Linked DNA regions of Homo sapiens: region 2 is linked to region 1. A link is an interaction called in ENCODE POLR2A ChIA-PET data of the cell type or tissue named here. Cell type or tissue: endothelial cell of umbilical vein. All regions are shown on one strand. Each heading gives the region's core, and the rest is flanking DNA. Links, peaks and the distances in the headings are about the cores only. Region 1 overlaps KANSL1 (KAT8 regulatory NSL complex subunit 1). Region 2 overlaps KANSL1 (KAT8 regulatory NSL complex subunit 1).

Evidence for each region. ChIA-PET counts read pairs that join two places held together with the same protein. Peaks named below come from ENCODE experiments on the same cell type or tissue, not always from the same donor. Only the 100,000 strongest peaks of a DNase experiment are listed, where the experiment ranks them.
Region 2: POLR2A ChIA-PET joins it to region 1 with 10 read pairs; 12 of 35 experiments call an interaction of 5 or more read pairs at or near these places.

What each region holds. Positions count from the first base shown.
Region 1 is chr17:46,055,969-46,066,002 of GRCh38, reverse strand. The region is part of intron 6 of KANSL1 (KAT8 regulatory NSL complex subunit 1); the gene reads left to right. Among named protein-coding and RNA genes, the nearest start is that of STH, 62 kb to the right of the region's middle. In endothelial cell of umbilical vein, for the core only: no CTCF peak of the experiment used is centred there; a DNase peak (open chromatin) is centred at 4,362; H3K27ac peaks cover 1,068 bases.
Region 2 is chr17:46,114,994-46,124,697 of GRCh38, reverse strand. The region is part of intron 2 of KANSL1 (KAT8 regulatory NSL complex subunit 1); the gene reads left to right. Among named protein-coding and RNA genes, the nearest start is that of KANSL1, 74 kb to the left of the region's middle. In endothelial cell of umbilical vein, for the core only: no CTCF peak of the experiment used is centred there; no DNase peak of the experiment used is centred there.

The sequences.
Region 1 (10,034 bases), core at 396-8,395:
TGTAGTCCCAGCTATTCAGGAGGCCGAGGCAGGATTGCTTGAACCCATAAGGTTGAGGCTGCTTTGAGCTGTATTTGTGCCACTGTACTTAAGCTTGGGTGACAGAGTGAGACCCTGCCTGAGAAAAAAAGGAATCTTCACTAAAGTTTTTAAATTGATATTACTAAAAAAAAGTTTGTCTTCACAAAGGAAATGGAGATTAATTCACAACTGTAGGGAATTTTAGATTGCTGACTCTTCAAATAGCAGTTGCCTTTATTCCAAAACTAATGAGATAATAATATTCCAGTAAAATTGGTACTGTGCAGGAATTAAGAGCATTATCTTTGAAGATGATAACCTTGGGTTTGAATCATGGTACTACCACTTAGTAGTTTGGTAATTTGGTGCATGTTAACCACCCTGACTTCCACTCCTCTCCAAAGCCTCAGAGATCTCATAGGGTTGTTTGAGGGTTCAATGAAATATATGTAACATGCTTATTGGGATGTCTGGTTGATAAGTTCCTCGTACAAAGTGGCTGTTATTGTTACCACTTTTGTTGTTGTTCATTCATTCTTTCAACAAATATTTATTGGCTTCCTGCAACGAGCTAAATCTGTCTAGTCACTGGGTATACAACACTAAACAAAACAGACAAAAGTGCTTACCCTATGAAATATTCTAGTTGTTAAGAGAAAGAAAATAATAAATGAACTCTGCAGTGTGTCCTATAGCATTAAATCTTGGAGAGAGGCTAGGCACAGTGGCTCATACCTGTAATCCTGGCACTTTGGGAGGCTGAGGAAGGAGGATCACTTGCGTTCAGGAGTTTGAGACCAGTCTGGGCAACATAGTGAGACCCCATATCTTTAAAAAAAAAAAAAGCCTGCTGTGGGCGAGCGTGTGTAGTCCATTTGCTCAGGAGGCTGAGGCGGGAGGATCATTTGAGCCCACCAGGTTGACACTGCAGTGAACCATGGTTGTGCCACTGCACTCCAGCCTGGATGACAGAGTGATTGAGACTCTGTCTTTTAAAAAAACAAAAAAACAAACAAAAAAAACACACGTATACATATGTAACTAACCTGCACGTTGTGCACATGTACCCTAAAACTTAAAGTATAATAATAATAAAAAATTAATTAATTAAAAAAAATCCTGGAGAGAGAAATGCAATAGAGGAGGGAATAGAGAGTGCTGGAGAGCTCAGATAAAGAAGAGGTATATGGATTAGCCCTTTGATGTATTCCAGAGCTTAGGTATTCCTCCTCATTCCTGTGAAAGATGAGGAAAGGATTGGGAAGGGAGTGACGAATAAAGTAGAAGAAAAACCAAGAGAGTGTGGTATGTGAAAGGCAAGGGGAGAAAGTGTTTTGGAGAGGGAGGAGGAGGAGGGATTGTCTGTGTCAGTTGTTACAGACAGGATCAGTAAGATGAAGGCTGAGAATTGAGACCATTGAATTTAGTGGGGTGGGGTTGTTGCAGACATTGGTGAGCAGTTTTGGTAGAGGGAGAAAGGTGAATTAAAGCATGGTTGGAGTGGTTTCAGGAGACAAGGCCACAGAAGGAATTGAGGGAACCATTGTAGATAACATTTTCAAAGAATGTTGCTGTAAAAGAGAGCAGAGAATGGGAATTTTTCTTAAGAGAGCCACTAGCAACATATTTGCTAATGACAAATAAGGGAGATGAGAGAATTGCTGGAACAATTAGTATTTGCATGGTGAATTTTCAGTACTTTCCTTGTTTTATTCTAGTATGCAGTTGTACTGTGTAAGTTTGCCATGTTCTCTTTAAAGAAAAGAATTGTAGAATTGACTGTCAGGCGATACCATTTCTTCCTGTCTATTCCTCGGACTCTACCTGAAATATCAAAATAGCAGAAATAGATAAGAATAAGGTATTTGGCAGGGTTTTCATATTGACATTTCAGTCTCAGTTTTTTTTTGTTTTTTTTTTTTTTTTTTACTAATAGTCGTATATCTCTAAAAGATTTTCAGAGGAGTTGATAACAGGAATGTCAGAAAACAGTATATTACTGTCAAGTGTAGGAAAATAGCTTTTTGTCAATTCCTTGATGAATTTAACACAGAATGCTTTTACATTTTAAAAAAAAAAAAAAAACCGCCACCTCATGAAAATAAAGCACCCTTCCTCTGTTTTGGCAGTTTACCAGCCACTATGGCATGACATCAGGAGTCGTATAAAAATTTTCTGAAGTATGTGGTGGCCTCCTGGATTTTGTTTTTTAATATGTGAAGTAGCCAACCTTCTTCTGATCCATGCCTAAGAACGAATGTAGTTTTGAATGTACATATAAAATTATAAAAGGTAGCTTAGGCAAGAGATAGGCATAAAACTAAATATCCTTTTGTTCCAATGCCACTTTCTAAAACAGAATCATCCTGACACAAAAGTAAGCTGCATGAAAAATAAGACAGAGAAATTAGTTGACTTTGGGAAATATACCATGTACTAGATCTAGCAGAAAGCTGGAGTTCTTCCAGAGTTAGAGACACACCCCATTCCTTCTGTCTAGGTTGCTTTCTGTGTCTCACATGGCTCCTCACTCATGACATGACCTCAGTGGTATTTGCTGATGAGCAAGCATCTTGTCTTCTGTCATCTTGAATTGCTCGGTTTTCCAGACAGATTTATTCAACAGCATTTTTGAATGCCCACCGTATTATTCAGGGCAGCCAGGTTGCATTGGTAAGGAAAACAAAGCCCTTATCTTCATGGAGCTTACTTTCTAATGACAGCAAAGAAGTTAACAGGTAAATTATGTTCTAATATTGTTACATGACAGTGAGTTCACAGTTATTGTGAGTACAGAGTACAGAACACACAAAGCAAGTGATTAATATTTTTTCCTTACCTGCATCTTAAATGATCTCTACTGCATTCCAGAACCAAATAAAACATACTTGAGGGAACTCATTGAGGTTTTGTTTTGTTTTGTTTTTTCTTTGAGATGGAGTCTTGCTCTGTTGCTCAGGCTGGAGTGCAATGGTGCGATCTCGGCTCACTGCAACCTCCTCCTCCCGGGTTCAAGCGATTCTCCTGCCTCATTCTCCCGAGTAGCTGGGGTTACAGGCATACGCCACCACGCCCAGCTATTTTTTGTATTTTTAGTAGAGATGAGGTTTCACCGTGTTGGCCAGACTGGTCTCGAACTCCTGACCTCAAGTGATCCACCCGCCTCGGCCTCCCAAAGTGCTGGGATTACAGGCGTGAGCCACCACACCCAGCCCAATTACTGTGTTTTTAAAGGGCTATCAGCTTAGTTGAATTATGGCTGGAATATATCTTAAAATTGAGATGCACGTTTAGTGCAGTAACTCTTTTGCCCTTAAAAAGGCTGGCCAGGCACAGTGGCTCATGCCTGTAATCCCAGCACTTTGGGAGGCCAAGGTGGGGCAGATCATGAGGTCAGGAGATCAAGACCACCCTGGCCAACATGATGAAACCCCATCTCTACTAAAAATACAAAAATTAGCTGGGCGTGGTGGCACGTGCCTGTAATCCCAGCTACTCGAGAGGCTGGGGCAGGAGAATCGCTTGAACCAAGAAGTCAGAGGTTGCAGTGAGCTGAGATCTCGCCACAGCACTCCAGCCTGGTGAGAGAGTGAGAGTCCATCTAAAAAAAAAAAAAAAAAAAAAAAGCTGTTGTTATATCACTTGTACTTCTTAAAATCAATGACTAAAACAAAGTGTTCAGTAAGTTAAACTCGTTGGGAATAAAGAGAAATGAGATCTATCAGTAAATAAATAGGAAGCCTTGAATGCCCAAACTGATGATTTGGGTTTCAGTCTATAAGTTTTAAATTTTTGAGCAGAGAAGTGTTGTAAGCTATTTTGGGGGAGGTAAATCTGCTGTAACATGTTTTTTTTTTTTTTTTGTTTGTTTGTTTTTTTTTTTTTTTTTTGAGTCGGAGTCTTGATCTGTCACCCAGGCTGGAGTGCAATGGCACAATCTCAGCTCACTGCAGCCTCCGCCTCCCGGGTTCAAGCAATTTTCCTGCCTCAGCCTCCTGAGTAGCTGGGATCACAGGCACCCACGACGACGCCTGGCTAATATTTGTATTTTTAGTAGAGACAAGGTTTCACCATGTTGGCCAGGCTGGTCTCGAACTCCTGACTTCAGCTGATCCATCCGCCTTGGCCTCCCAAAGTGCTGGGATTACAGGCGTGAGCCACCGCGCCCGGCCAATCTGTAACTATTATGTTTGGGATGGATTGGCACAAGAGACTGGAGGTGGAAAGACAGACTAACAGTAGTAATCCTGGAGGAGATAATAGTCTAAGGCCTCTACAACTCTGAATGTGGAATATTTTAAATGTAATCTAAGGAATAACCACTAGGGTGTGGTAAGTGAATATCAGAGTAAGGCTCATGGAGAACATGGAGTACTTCCTAAATCATAATTTTATTATAAAATGACGGAATTACTAGTTGTAATTACTGAATAGCCTATATTGCTATTTATTGTGTGTTTCATCACTTTAGGGGTCTAGTATGGTGGATGTTAGTAATTATCTAAGTGAATGAAGAAGCACTCCAGTGGAAAGTTCTTATATGCCATTATGTTCTTTTCCTGGCCCAGTGCCTAAGTGAAGTAGGTGTTTATAACTTAACCTAAACGTACTAAGATTTCAGATCAATAAAGTTATTAAAATAAAATTGGTACCAGCCAATTTTCAAATAAGGTTGCTTTTTATTTTTTAAGTAAAATTATGTTTATAATTAAACCATAAGACAAATAGTATTTTTTTAAAAAAGAAAAGAATGTAGTTTTATTAATAATTTACTGCATTGTTCTCATTCTCAATTTACTGTGGACCATTAGAAACTTGTGTATAGTCTGGCAGTGGAAACCATCAGTGTTTGGAAATGAATGGTTGAAAAGGCTGGGTTTTTTTGTACTAATAACCAGTAGAATAGGTAATGGCTACATTTATTACTAACATACCCTTGAAATTTTTATTGCCCTTAATAGCATTTCTTTCAATTTTTTAAAAAGTAGCAATTTCCTAACAAATTGGCAGTGTACTGGCATCATTTTAGAATTTTGTAGTCCTTGTTGTCATAGGGGGGATTGCTCTGGGCCAAATTTTAAAGCTGGCTTCCATAGAATTCCGAGTAGTCCTCCTCTTCTTCCCATTGTATCACACTTGAAGAGTGACATTTTTGTACAGGGCATTCTCTCATGGCTATGACCAGGTTTCCTGTAGACATCAGGGTAAATAAAGGTGTTAATATATGATTCTAGGCCTCCTAGTTTTGATTCCACCTATTTAAATCCAGTTTCATGACACCATGGTTGAGGACTAATGAACTAGAATATGAGTCAGTATTAAAAGTTAATAATTTGATACGTTCTTCCTTGACAGAGTGCAATAGACCTTGGAGGCCCAACCAACTTTTTCATACTAGTTAGACATTTGGAAAGGAGCAAGCATGCCATGTAGAAAATTGTACCTTAGGACATAAAGCTACTAAAAGAATACTCAGAAATCACTCTGTGCTTGGAACAGTTACCTCTAAACTGTTATGACGGTGTTTTATATATACATTATAAAACACATACAAAATAAATTTTGAAAGACTGAGATAAAATAGAAGCTTACACGTTTTGTTTCTTCACTCTGATGGATCTTCAAGAGCCAGTTGTGGGATATGCTTGATTGTGATAGAGTTGCCAAACCTTTGAAAATCTTTCCACATGTTAACAGTGGATGAGTTAGATAACGAATATCAAATGCAAAGCAAAAGCAAATGATTATAACCTGTCCTTGAGCCAAAAGAATTCTTTTAGTGTTTTGGACGAATATGCTATGATTAACAGAAAATGGTGAATAGAGTTTTACTTTGGTATTAATTCCTTCATAAGTATTAAATTGAGTATTTCTTGGGAATTCCTTCAAAGAGAATTGATAGCATTGCAGTATTAATTAAGGGAACGTGGGAATTTCTTCGTGTATCAAGTATTTTATCTCATTATTTTATTGAGATGCAGGTCTCACTGTGTTGCACAGGCTGATTTTTTGTTGTTGTTGTTTGTTTTTTGTCCCCCTCCCCTCCCCCAAGATGGAGTCTCGCTCTGTCGCCAGGCTGGAGTGCAGTGGTGCAATCTCTTCATCTCAAAAATAAAAAAGCCAGCTGTGGTGGCAGCTACACAGGTGGCTGAGGCAGGTGAATGGTTTGAAGCTGGGAGGCAGAGGTTGCAGTGAGTCAAGATCAAGCTACTGCACTCCAGTCTGGGCAGCAGAGCTAGACTCTGTCTCAAAAAGATAACAGTCTGTTTCTCTCTCTTAGTTCCAGCTGAGAACATGTGTTGATCAGTTTCCTTTTCTCTCTCTCTCTCTCTCTTTTTTTTTTTTTTTTTTTTGGAGTCAGAGCCTCGCCTCGCTCTGTCACCCAGGCTGAAGTGCAATGGCATGATCTTGGCTCACTGCAACGTCTGCCTCCCGGGTTCATATGATTCTCCTTCCTGCCTCAGCCTTCCAAGTAGCTGGGACTACAGGCGCGTGCTACCATGCCCAGCTAATTTTTGTATTTTTAGTAGAGACGGGGTTTCACCATGTTGGCCAAGCTGGTTTCGAACTCCTGACCTTAGGTGGTCTGCCCGCCTCAGCCTCCCAAAGTGCTGGGATTACAGGTGTGAGCCACTGTGCCCAGCCTCCTTTCCTCTTAGCATATCCTGAGATCTAATTCTAGTCTCCTCACGAGACTGCCAGAAACATCTCTGCCCTTTTCAGAGACTTTCCACTTAGCTTTGTAGCCTCCTACCATTCACAACTTCAGCTTTTTCTTTGGGAGGGTGGTACTTGGAAGTGTGTCATGCTTAGTTCCCTGTCCTCTTTTTATTGATAATTTGACATTTCAAGTCTCTAGTGTTATCCATTCAGCCCTACAAGAGTACCAAAAGCTCTGCTCTTTTTTTTTTCTTTCTTTCTTTTTTTTTTTTTCCGAGATGGAGTCTCGCTCTGTTGCCCAGGCTGGAGTGCAGTGGCACATCCTTGGCTCACTGAAACCTCCATCTCCCAGGTTCAAGCGATTCTCCTGCCTCAGCAAGTAGCTGAGATTACAGACACGTGCCACCATGCCTAGCTAATTTTTGTGTTTTTAGTAGAGATGGGTTTTCGCCATGTTGGCCAGGTTCTTTTCCTCTCTGGAATCTTAGCTTTCAATATTGTCATTATGTCAGCATTTTTCTTATGTTTTGAGAGAGAGAGAGAGAGAGAGAGAGAGAGAGAGAGAGAGAGAGAGAGAGTGTGTGTGTGTGTGTGTGTGTGTGTGTGTGTGTTTTAAATCTGGCTTTTCCAATTAGTGAGAGTGTTGGTTTGATACAAGCTATCCATATAGGTGATTTATTTGTTGAGAAAACTTCATTTATCTGATACCTTAGTTTCCCACAGCCTACTTTCTTTTAAAAATTTTATCCCTATAGTAGTATTTTCTTGCCTCTTGGCATATCTAACAATGTTTTATTTATGTTTTAAGCTGAAAATCCAATTAATAATTTTCCCTGCTTGTAGCATGTGGATTGTGCCATCTTCCTTTAAAGAGGCTTTGTTTTGCTGGCAGGTAAATTCCTTGTCATTTGTTAGGTCAGGTGAGGAGTTGGCCACCTTAGTAGTCTAGCTCCACAACTAAAGCAGGATCTTCTGTCTTGAATTCTCTATGCAACTTTGGCTGGTCACAGTTTAAAAGCCTCTCAGGCTTGTGTTAGCTGTGGAAACCATTTCAGCTCACAGCTGCCTAGTTGCTCTTGCCTGGCCTGATAGTTTCACCCTTTACATGCACCTTTTAATATTTAGCAAACACTCAGGGGGATCTTATGAAGATTTCTGGGGCTCTTTTTCTGTAAAGCTTCCTCCTCTCAAGAATTTTGCCTTGCAATTTTCAGTTTCCTTAGTCTCTGAATTCTGATCTAGTGAGAATTTGCTTCCTCAACTCAGTGAAGCTATTATACTCTGCTTCAGATCCTCTCCCTGCCCTGCAGTCTAGAATGTACTTCCAGACGGAAAACCAGGGCAGTCTTAGAGACCACCCCATTTATTTCTCAGTGTTATACTGCCTGTTGTCCAGTTTTCTGGTTTATGACTGAAAGGTAAATCTGATCACTATTACTCTGCTAGAAGCAGAAGTCCTGTGGTGTCACTGTTTTCTTTTCCAAATTTTGTTATGAAATTATTCAGATACGAAGTTGAATGAATTTTACAGTGAACACCTATGTAGCTACTCCCTAGGTTCTACCACTAACATTTTAGCATACAATCATCCTTCCATTTATTAATCCATCTTATTTTTAGTGCATTTAAAAAACAGTGATGTTTTTCTGTCCCTTGTTTTTCTTGAAAACTAGTAGAAACGTGAATAAGTCCAGTTTTAGTTTCGTGAGAAAACACAAGGTGGCCGCCTTATGCTTGTATCAGAAGACACGTAATGACTAAACTGTTTGTTATCAACCACTGGTGATCATTGCCTGGACCCATTGTTAAATTGGAAGCTGAAGAATGGTGATATTCTACTTGTATCATTTCTGTTTTTCTTTTATTAGCTAGATAGAATATGTTTATAAAGGGAAAATTGTCCTTTTCAACTATTTGTTTACCCTGAGGTACAGTTTGTACAGAAGAAAGCATGATTTGTTGTTTTTTTTTATTTACCAATTTTCAAAATAACAAATTAGTTTTCTACTATCCTCTAAGGACAGTCACTGAAGTTTTTCATGAAGGGGCTGTGAGTCATTGATTGAAACATATTTGAGGTATTTCAAGCCATTGTAGTCTTTTCTTTATGATGCTAACGTTATCTGATCTTTGGTAGGGGAAGCTCTCTTCAGGCTTGTTCTTGACAATAGTCTTTGAGAGCTTTGTTCTTACTATTAATTTTTATTTTTTTTGTTTTCCTTTTTTACTGAGTCTTATGTTTACTGTGACTCACCACTAATATTTAATGGGAGCCTGTGCTTTGAATTTTTCTAGACGGGATGACCGTAATTTGAACCTCATGGTTCTCAGTGATTTTGTCCTCACAGGAGACATTTGGCAATATCTGTAGTAATTACTCATTTTCACAAATTGGGGGAGTAGGGAGGCACATGCACCATGAGGACAGAGATGCTGCTAGATATCTACAGTGCACAGGACTGTGCCCCACAACAAAGAAGTGCCAGCTGTTGAGAAATCATGCGGTATACTAATTTAGCTAACATTTGTGTAATGTTTTAACAGTTACAGAGTCATTTGATCTTTCCTACACTCCCATGAAATTGGTATTATTAGTCCTTTTTAACAAGTGAGAAAATTTAAGGATGTCATGTGACTTATCAATGATCATATTATACAGTGTTAAGAAGCTAGAATTTTGAAATCAAGATCTTTGATGGTAAATGTTCTATCAAGTTTGATGGTAAATGTTCTATCAGTAGCTATACTTACGGTTTTACAAAAGTGATTAAGAGTCGAGAGCCAGATACTGTTGTGAGTTATTTATCTTTAAAACAACTCTATCAGGTACTCTCCTGTTAGTAAAGATGAAGACACAGTAACTTGTCTTAAGGCCACACAGCTAGTAAGTGGCGGAGTCAAGGTTCAAACCCAGGCAGTCTGGCTCCACAGCTCATACTGTTAACCACTATATATTGCTTCACAATTTTTTTTTTTTTAGATTTGAGTATAATATTTGTTTTTATATTTAAATCTTTATTTGGGGCCAGGCACGGTGGCTCACACTTGTTATTCTAGCACTTTGGGAGGCCAAGGTGGGTGGATTACCTGAGGTCAGGAGTTTGAGACCAACCTTGCCAGCATGGCGAAACCCCCGTCTCTACTAAAAATACAGAAATTAGCCAGGCTTGGTGGTGGGTGCCTGTAATCCCACCTACTTGGGAGGCTAAGGCAGGAGAATCACTTGAACCCGGAGATGGAGGTTGCAGTGAGCCGAGATCGCACCATTGCACTCTAGCCTGGGCAACAGAGCGAGACTCTGTATCAAAAAAATAAAATAAAATGAAAATGAATAAATCTTTATTTAGAATTAA
Region 2 (9,704 bases), core at 1,538-9,537, 58 kb before region 1:
CCTGTTGGGGTTGATATTTTGAACTCCTCCCATGAATCATGAGTGACTCAATAGAATGGTGAATCCTTTCCAGAATAATTTTCAATTTACTTTGCCCAGATTCATCAGAAGAATCACTATCTATGGCAGCTATAGCCTTACAGAATGTATTTTTTAAATTATAAGGCTTAGAAGTGGAAATTATTGCTTGATCTGTGGGCTGCACAATGGATGTTGTGTTAACAGGCATGATAACAGGATTTATATCCTTGTACATCTCTTTCAGACCTCTCCGGCAATGGTGCATTGTCAGTGAGCAGCAGTATTTTGAAAGGAATCTTTCTGAGCATGAGGTCTCAATGGTGGACTTAAAATATTCAGTAAAACATGCTGTCAACAGATGTTCTGACATCCTGGCTTTGTTGTTTCATTTATAGAGCATAGGCAGAGTAAATGTAGCATAATTTGTTTTTATTTTATTTTATAGAGACGGGGTCTTGCCGTGTTGCCCAGGCTGGTCTCCAACTACTGGGCTCAAGCAGTTCTCCCTCCTTGGCCTCCCAGAGTGCTGGGATTACAGGCATGAGCCACTGCACCTGGCTGATGTAGTGTAATTCTTAAGGGCCTTAGATTTTCAGAATGGTCAAGGAGCATTGGCCTTCACCTTAAAATCACCAGCTGCATTAGCTCCTAACAAGAGAGGCTGTCCTTTGAAGCTTTGAAGTCAAGCATTCTCCTCTCTTTGAAGACAGGATTTCTCCTTTCTACTCTCTAGCCACAAAAGTTTTGGATTGTGTCTTCCAATAGAATGCTGTTTTTTCTACATTGCTGACATGTTGTTTAATGGAGCCATCTTCATCGATGATCTTAGCTAGATCTTCTGGATAACTTGCCACAGCTTCTCCATCAGCACTTGTTGCTTCACCTTGCACTTTTAGGTTATTGGAGATGGCTTATTTCCTTAAACTTCGTAAAGCAGCCTCCGTCATCTTCAGACTTTGCTTCTGCAGCTTCCTCACCTCTCTCAGTCTTCATGGAATTGAAGAGGATTAGGGTCTTGTTCTGGATTAGGCTTTCAGTTTAATGGAATGTTGTGGCTGGTTTGATCTATACAGACCACTAAAACTTTGTCCATATCAGCAATAAAGCTGCTTCTCTTGCTTACGATTTGTGTGTTCACTGGAGTAGCACTTTTTAAATTTTCTCCAAGAACTTTTGCATTTACAAGTTTGCTAACTGGTACAAGAGGCCTTACTTTCAGCCTATGTTGGCTTTCAACATACCTTTCTCAGAAGCTTAATCACTTCTAGCTTTTAAAAAATATATATTCTTTTTCTTTTTTGAGATGGAGTCTCGCTCTGCCGCCCAGGCTGGAGTGTGGTGGCACGATCTTGGCTCACTGCAACCTCTGCCTCCCGGGCTCAAGTGATTCTCCTGCCTCAGCCTCCTGAGTAGCTGGGACTACAAGTGCGCAATGCCACACCCACATAATTTTTGTATTTTTAGTAGAGAGGGGGTTTCGCCATGTTGGCCAGGCTGGTCTCAAACTCTTGACCTCAGGTGATCCGCCTGCCGCCGCCTCCCAAAGTGTTGGGATTACAGGCATGAGCCACTGCGCCCCGTCTCTAAAAAAAATTCTTTTCTTTCAGCTATTTTACCAGAAAACATCCGCAAGTGTCTATTTCTAGCTTTTGATTTAAAGCGAGAGCTGTAGACTCTTCCACTTGAACACTTAAAGGCCATTGAGGAGTTACTAATTGGCCTAATTTCAATATTGTTGTGTTTCAGGGAATAGGGAAACAAGAGGAGAGGGAGAGAGACAGGGGAATGGCCATTCAGTGGAGTAGTGAGAACACACATTTTTATCAGTTAAGTTTTCCATCTTTTATGGGTGCGGTTCGTGGTACCTCCAGAAATTACAATGGCAGTGTCAGAGATCACTGATCACAGATCATCATAACAGATAATGAAAACATTTGAAATATTGTGAGAATTACCCAAATGTGTCACATGGACATGAAGTGAGTGCACGCTGTTGGAAGAATGACGCTAATAGACTTGCTTGATGCAGGGTTGCCATAAACATTGAATTTGTTTTTTTTTAAAACAGCATCTGCAAAGTGCAGTAAAGTGAAGCTTTACTTGCTTGATGAGGTTAGATTACTTCAGTTTCTAACCCACTTTTGTAGTCGATAGGAGATCACCCCCATTATTTCTCAGCCAGTTAATCTCGTGGTACTTTTGTTAGGAATATGATTAAAAGTGTTTCATATTTCCAGTATGAATACTTGTTTAAGTATTTATGGCTGAATGCATCTTTATCTTTATGATAGCAGCCTAAATATGCTTGTGTCCTACCCATAGATCTGTTCCTAAGTGTGGTATGCTTTGTGGCTGTGTTAGTGGCTAGAAAACAGATGGGGACATCCCGAAGGCAGCAGGCTAGTCTCCTCAAACTGTAGACATTTTTTTCTGATAGAGGGGCTTGAAGCCTTTAAGAGAGTCAAAGGAACTTCTGTGTTTCCAGAATCAGTTACTGATTTGTTGAGAATTGGGGCTTTATTTTTTTAGACTGTAGTTGCTAGCACCTGTATGTCACCTTTAGGAACCTTGACAGATGGTCCCCAACTTACTATAGTTCAAATTATGGTTTTTCAACTTTATTATCGTGTGAAAACTGGAAACTGTACTTTGAGTACCCACAGCCGTTGTTTTCACTTTCAGTACAGTCTTCAGTAAATGAGTTATTCATGCTTTGTTATAAAATAGGCTTTGTGTTAGATGATTTTGCCCAACTGTAGGATAATGTATGTGTTCTGAGCACGTTAAGGTAGGCCCAGCTAAGCTTTGATGTTCAGTAGGTTAGGTGCGTTAAATGCATTTTCATCTTATGATATTTTCAAATTATGATGGGTTTATTGGGACAAAACCCCCATTGTAAGTTGAGGAGAATCTGTACACCATAGTTTATTCATTCAACAAATAATTACTAAGTGCTTTTTAAGGCCAGAAACCTCAGTTGCTGCATTTATTTTCTAGTGGGGTGGGGGGGTCAATAAAATAACAAAGTAGAATATATATTTGGTTGCAGCAAATGCTATGCAGAAAAAAATAAAGCAGGTAAGAGGGATAAGGAGTACAGGGGAAAACAATGCAGTGATAAATAGGGTCATCAGGGAAAAAGGCCTAACTATGAAAGTGATATTTGTGTCAGGATGTGAAGTCAGCTGTGTGAGCATTTGTGGAAGATATTTTGGACAAAAAGAACAGCCAGTGCCAAAACTTTAAGGACAGAGACTGCCTGAAGTAATCCGGCAAGCAAACCAGTGTAGCTTCAACAGCAAGTGGTGAAGAGGACACAGGAGGTGAAGTCATAGACAGAAAAGGGAACTGAGGTAGGTGGAGACAGGTTGTGTGGAACCTAGTAGGCCTGTTGTGAGGATTGTAGCTCTTGCTCTAAGGTAGAATGCCAGTTCCTGCTTTGAGTAGAGGAGTGACATGATCTGATTAGTTTGTGGACAGAAGCAAAAAAAAAAAAAAGAGTTAGGGGGCTACTATAATAACCTAGTGAGAGAATGGTGTCTTGGGTTCCAGTGGTGGTGGTAAAGTGTGAGAATTAAGGTTCAATTCTGGATATATTTTGAAGTTAGAGCAGGTAGGATTTGCTGATGGGCTGGATGTATGGGTTATAAAAGAGGAAGGAATTTTTGGTCTGAGCAAGTGGATGGAAGGTATTGCTCTTTACTGAGATGGGAAGACTGGGAAAACTAGGTGGGAGCAGGGGAGAAGATCGGAGTTCAGTTTATGTTACTGTGATAAAGATAATGAGATGCTGAAACATTCTCTCTTTGAATCTAGCTGTATTTTTTGGTATTGCATATTGTAAAATTTCGTGGTAAGTACATGTTTTACATTTGTCAAAATTCAAAACAAAGCGAACCTTGATGTAAATGGACTTTGGTTAATAAGAATATGCAAGTATTGGCTCATTAAGTATAATAAATGTGCAAAGGAAATGGAAGGGAGGGTATATGGGTACTCTGCTGTCTACTCAGTTCATTAAACCTCAAATTACTTTAAAATATAGTCTATTAATTTAAAAAATTAATCATGTTAACTTACACTATCATGTTTTCTTTGATTGTTGAGGTCATTTCTGGGGGTCTGTCTTTTATTTAGTGACAGCATGTTGACTTGCCCCTCGCTCCCACTTGTTTCTGACATAATTTCATACCAAGCATATATCCACAGTAGACCTCCTTTCTTTCATGGAAATGCACAGCTTATATAAATATATTGTAGAAAATTGCTGCTTTTACTTAGACTAAAAGACACAAGAGTCCCCTGTAACAAACAGCTTGAAGTTATTTCATTTCACTGAGGTTTGTACAGGGTTCCTGAAACTGTCCTGTTTCAGGAGCTGCCAGATAACCTGATCCTAGAGTGAAACTCACTTTGGCATTCAGATTTTGTCTATGTTGATATACCTCAACAGTTTAAGATTCTTTTTTAACTTACATGGCTCCATGAAAGAGGGATGTGATGTTTCAGTGTTCAGTTTTGGTAGCTATTAATTATCCCTTGTAGCCTTCCACTTAGAAGTGATACTTTCAGATTGAACATTGTTTCTTAAGTTTTTTCCTTTCCACCCCTCTCTCTTCTTCTTCAGAAATAAAGCTCTGCATGTGTGTTGGTGTGTTTTAAGTATAATTTTTAATCTGTTTGTGGAACCACAGAAATGGATCCAAGAGGTAGGTAAGGTCTTAAATTGAATTTGATGTTAAATAAGCTGGCCTTTGACCCATAGGCAATGAGTGAGGAGCACCGTTGGGTGTAAGACTAGAAGCAGAAATACTAGGCATTTTAGAGGCCAGGTGAAGGGTGAATAAGGACATTTAGGTCAATTGAAATAAAAAGAAAAAGACAGATGTGAAATGTAGAAGGACTTAATTATGGTAGGAACTTAGTGATTTGGAGCCTGGCAGCCTGAGCAGGAAGGTGAAAACATTGACAGTAGGCAAGTTTAGAGGAAGAGCTAGTTTTAGATGAAAGATTGGAATTTGTACAAGTTGAATTTTAGATGAAGTGTAGTGGTTAAAATTCAGGACTCTGGGCCGGGTGTGGTGGCTCACGCCTGTATCCCCAGCGCTTTGGGAGGCCGAGGTGGGCAGCTCTCTTGAGGTCAGGAGTTTGAGAGCAGCCTGGCCAACATGGTGAAACCTCGTCTTTACTAAAAATACAAAAATTAGCTGGACGTGGTGGCGTGCACCTGTAATTCCAGCTACCCGGGAGGCTGAGGTACGAGATCAGTTGAACCTGGGAAGCGGAGGTTGCAGTGAACCAAGATTGCGCCTGGGCAACTGAGCGAGACTCCCCATCTCAAAAAAAAAAAAAAGAAAAAGAAAATTGAGGACTCTGGAGCCAGATTACCCGTATACAGATGTAGATTTTACCTGTGCTTGCTTCTCTGACAAATGACCTAACCCCTTGACAAATGACCTCTTTTTCTCCATCTGTAGTATGGGGATAGTAGGCACCGTTTCATAGAGTTGTTATAATGATGAAATGATGAAAAGTCATGTAATGTTGTAGCACAATGCCCGGAACAAAGGAAGCATTCAGCAAAAGCTGCTATGTATAGGATCCAGCTGGAGAAAGCAAATTCAGTAGAAAATATTAAGGCTGGTGATACACATTTGTTAGTCATAAAATATTGGAGCTACGTGGGATCTTTTACCACAATTTTTGTTTACCCCTGTTATTTTATCCATGAAGTGTAGAAGAGGTCATTAAACCTTGAGAAATGGATAAGGCCCATGAGAAAGAATGTAGAATAGAAAATTTGGACTAGCAACTTAATCTAGGATTATTCTTAAATTTAGTGTAGGGCAATGGTTTTCCACCTCTGATAGAGGGAAGCAGTGCACTGACTATTGGTTGTTTATCCGTCGGCTTTTCTACTCTTCCTTGCCTCCCTCCCCCATTAATGGAATCTCCAATATTGTTTAAGTATCCTGTAATTGTGTAATTCAAAGGATGCTAGGCCTCTCTCTGGCTTCAGCAAGGAAAGTTCATCAAAATGTGGTCTCTAGACCATCAAAGTGTAGTCTTTGGACCATCACCTAGAAATCTGCTAGAAATGTAAATTCTGGGACCCCATTTCAGATGTCCTGAGTCGGAAACTCTGGGGGTGGGGCCCACCAATCAGCGTTTAGCAAGCCCTGCATGCTTAAAGTTTGATCTCTAGTGTAGGGCTTCCAACTGAGATAACTTTAGAAGATAAAGCATCTAATGTAAATGAACCAAGCTTTCAGATTAGGGATGATTTTGAACTGTGTATCATGTGCCACATCTGAAGGGATTGGCTACTGTTTAGCTAATAGTCATTAAGAGGCTTGCAGACCCAGTGCTGGCAGATCTTGTGTTTGTGTGCAATAGATTTTAAAATGCTGGCAACTTACTGAATTTTTTTTGACACACTTGTGAAGGCCGAAGAAAACCCAACTACAAGCAAATAAAACTAACGTCGGGAACATGACCCTCAGTTAGTGCTCTTTTATCTAAGAGTTTAAAAACATTGTGTGTAAAGCTTGCTTCATATCACAGATTATTACCTTAGGTTAAATTTCTAGATGTGGACTTTTTCTGGGGTGGGGGTAGTGGGGAGTGGTCATGGGATAATGACAGTTTTAAGGCTTTTGAGAAATGTTATGTTCTCCAGAATGAAACTGCTGTTTTGTCAGCAGTGTTCTGAAGCCTAACAGATAGTAGTTTTTAAAGAATTTCCAATTTAATAAACAAAAAAGACATTCTTGGATTATTTTATTTGGTTGATTTAGTAGTGTATTTCTTTTGTATTTATTTGTCACTTTTTTATATAAAGAAATCTGTAAATCTTTGTGTCTTTTTGAGTTATTTGAAAGGGTTTTTTTGCATTTTAAAAGCATAATTAAAATGCAAATTGTTTTCCCTAGCTTTTTATTTATTTATGTTTTAATTTTTATGGTTTTTGAATGATAGAAGTTTTAAATTTCTTTAGTCAGATCCATCAGTCTTTGTAAAATACCGTTTTAAAAGCCTGGGCTTTTCATTGGAATTAGATAGACTCTCTGAAAATCTTTGGCTGCTTTGCGAGGCATGCACATGGTTACTGCTGTGAACTATTCATGAATAGGATATCCCCTTCTCCACCTGCCACTGCCACCATCACTAATATCTATTTAACAGACCTTTATTGAATGCTTACTGCATACATAAAAGGAAACTATTAAAATGGTGTGGATACATCAGTGAATAAAACAAAGACGAATTCCTACTCTCTTGGAATTTACGTTACTGGAAGGAGAGTCCATACACAAATTTGTGAGATAGTTTCTTCACCCATAAGTCTGGCAGCTTTTAAGGAATGGCTAGAAAGCTTTGCTTGGCTGGGTTGCTTCGTCAAGTACTGTGTGCACATGGCTGTTCAGCATGGAATTCTCAGGGTTATAATATCTCTTAACATGAAGTCTCTGTGCTCAGTTGAAGCTGCATACCCATTTATAACCTGTCCTGGAAAGTCATCTAGTACCACATCCACCATATTCTGTTGACCAAAGTGGTCACAAGCTCCCTCAGATTTGAGGGGGAATTGACAGAAATCTGCCTCTCATTGGGAGAAGTGTCAAAGAATTTGTAACCCTTTTTAAAAACATTCCCTCATAAAAATTTTTTTCTTCACTTGTAATAAATGTAACTTTATACTTTCTAAAAATGTAATTTTCAAACATTACTTCAGTATTACTGTTGATTACTGAGATTATTTTGCCATTTAAAATATATTTTCAAACACTCTTTTGGAAGCTACAGATTTATAGATTTTTGTTGTACATTTAAAATAATTCCCTGCCAACAAGCTGTGAAAGGGAAAAGTAATGCAACTTTTATTCACTGATGGAAAAGTTCTTGAGCTGTATTGGAAAACTGATAAGAAATTGGAGGACTCTAAATGAGTTTTTAGAGTTAAGGTTAAAGATTGCATTGCACTTAAAAGTAAAGGGAACCTCTGGAAGAGGCTGGACAGAAGAGTCACAAGGTTGATAATGAATTGACTTATTATTCCTTCCTGATCTACTTTTAATATTTTGTGTCTTGATAGAAAACATTATTATAGTTTAATAATGTTTTGTTGTTGTTGGTTTTTGTTTTTTGAGACGGAGTCGCGCTCTGTTGCCCAGGCTGGAGTGCATTGGTGCCATCTCGGCTCACTGCAAGCTCCGTGTCCCGAGTTCACACCATTCTCCTGCCTCAGCATGCCTAGTAGATGGGAGTACAGGCACGCACCACCACGCCCGGCTAATTTTTTGTGTTTTTAGTAGAGACGGGGTTTCACCGTGTTAGCCAGGATGGTCTTGATCCTCTGACCTCGTGATCCGCCTGCCTTGGCCTCCCAAAGTGCTGGGATTACAGGCGTGAGCCACTGCGCCCCGCAGTAATGGTTTTTTTTGACTGTATGTCTGTTTCCTTTGAGGACTTTACGTGCTGAGCTATTTCTAATAAAATCTAAATAACTAACTTTAATTTTTGTGAAGTATAAAATCCTATCTCAGTTTGAAGTTGGGTCTAGTTTTCACTCTGTCGTAAGTTTTTCAGGTCAGTTGACTTATTTATAAGAGGCTTGGTTCCGGGGATTCTTCTCGTCTATGATTCTATAGTTAGTAACATGAGTTATAAAACCAATCAGAAAATGTGCCATAAATGGAAACGTTTCCACCGTAGTTTCCAACTCTGAATGCTCCTTATCCTCTGCTTTGTCACATTGGTAACTACTGTGGTGATAACTTACTGTCCAGCAGTTATGTGGCATTTGCCTGATGTCTGTATGCAGCTTAAGCATTTTGTGGTTACCCTCTGTGATGAGCCTAGAGATCTCTGGGGTAAATGTTAAAAGCGGTCTGGGTATGTTTTTTAAATGCCTTAGTATTTCTGCCTGATTGCAAAGATTTATCGGTTGGCTTTCCTAAAGTTGTTGGATTGTTTAAGCATACTTTTTGAGTAGAGTCAAAGTATCCTATAAATAAACTGTTTTTCATTCATAATGTCATAGTAAAGCCTTGTTTTTAATTTAGTTTGAAATCACATATAGTTCACTGAAAACCCGTATATGCATCATGTAATACATATCTAAAGTTATCTTCGTTCCTTGAATGTATACTTTCCTTGGGATTTCTGTTTAGCTTTCAGGAGCAGTACAGTGGGGGTGGGGACGGGGGTAATATAGAACTGTTGACACTCGATAGCTTTATACTATTTTCTCATCTGTAGTAAGGAGACAGAAAATCTGCACTTTCTTTTTGCTCTTTAAAAATTCTTGCTTTACAGGCTGGACACGGTGGCTCACGTCTGTAGTCCCAGTACTATGGGAGGCTGAGATGGGTGGATCACCTGAGGTCAGCAGTGTGAGACCAGCCTGGCCAACATGGCAAAATCCCATCTCTACTAAAAATAAAAAAATTAGCTGGGTGTGGTGGCAGGCGCGTGTAATCCCAGCTACACGGGAGGCTGAGGCAGGAGAATCGCTTGAACTCAGGAGGTGGAGGTTGCAGTGAGCCAAGATTGTGCATTGCACTCCTGCCTGCATGACAAGAGCGAAACTCCATCTCAAAATAAATAAATAAATAAAACTTGGGTTTACAAAAATACCTGTTTGCCAAAGAAAAAATGAAAAAAATTCGTGGACTTTAGTA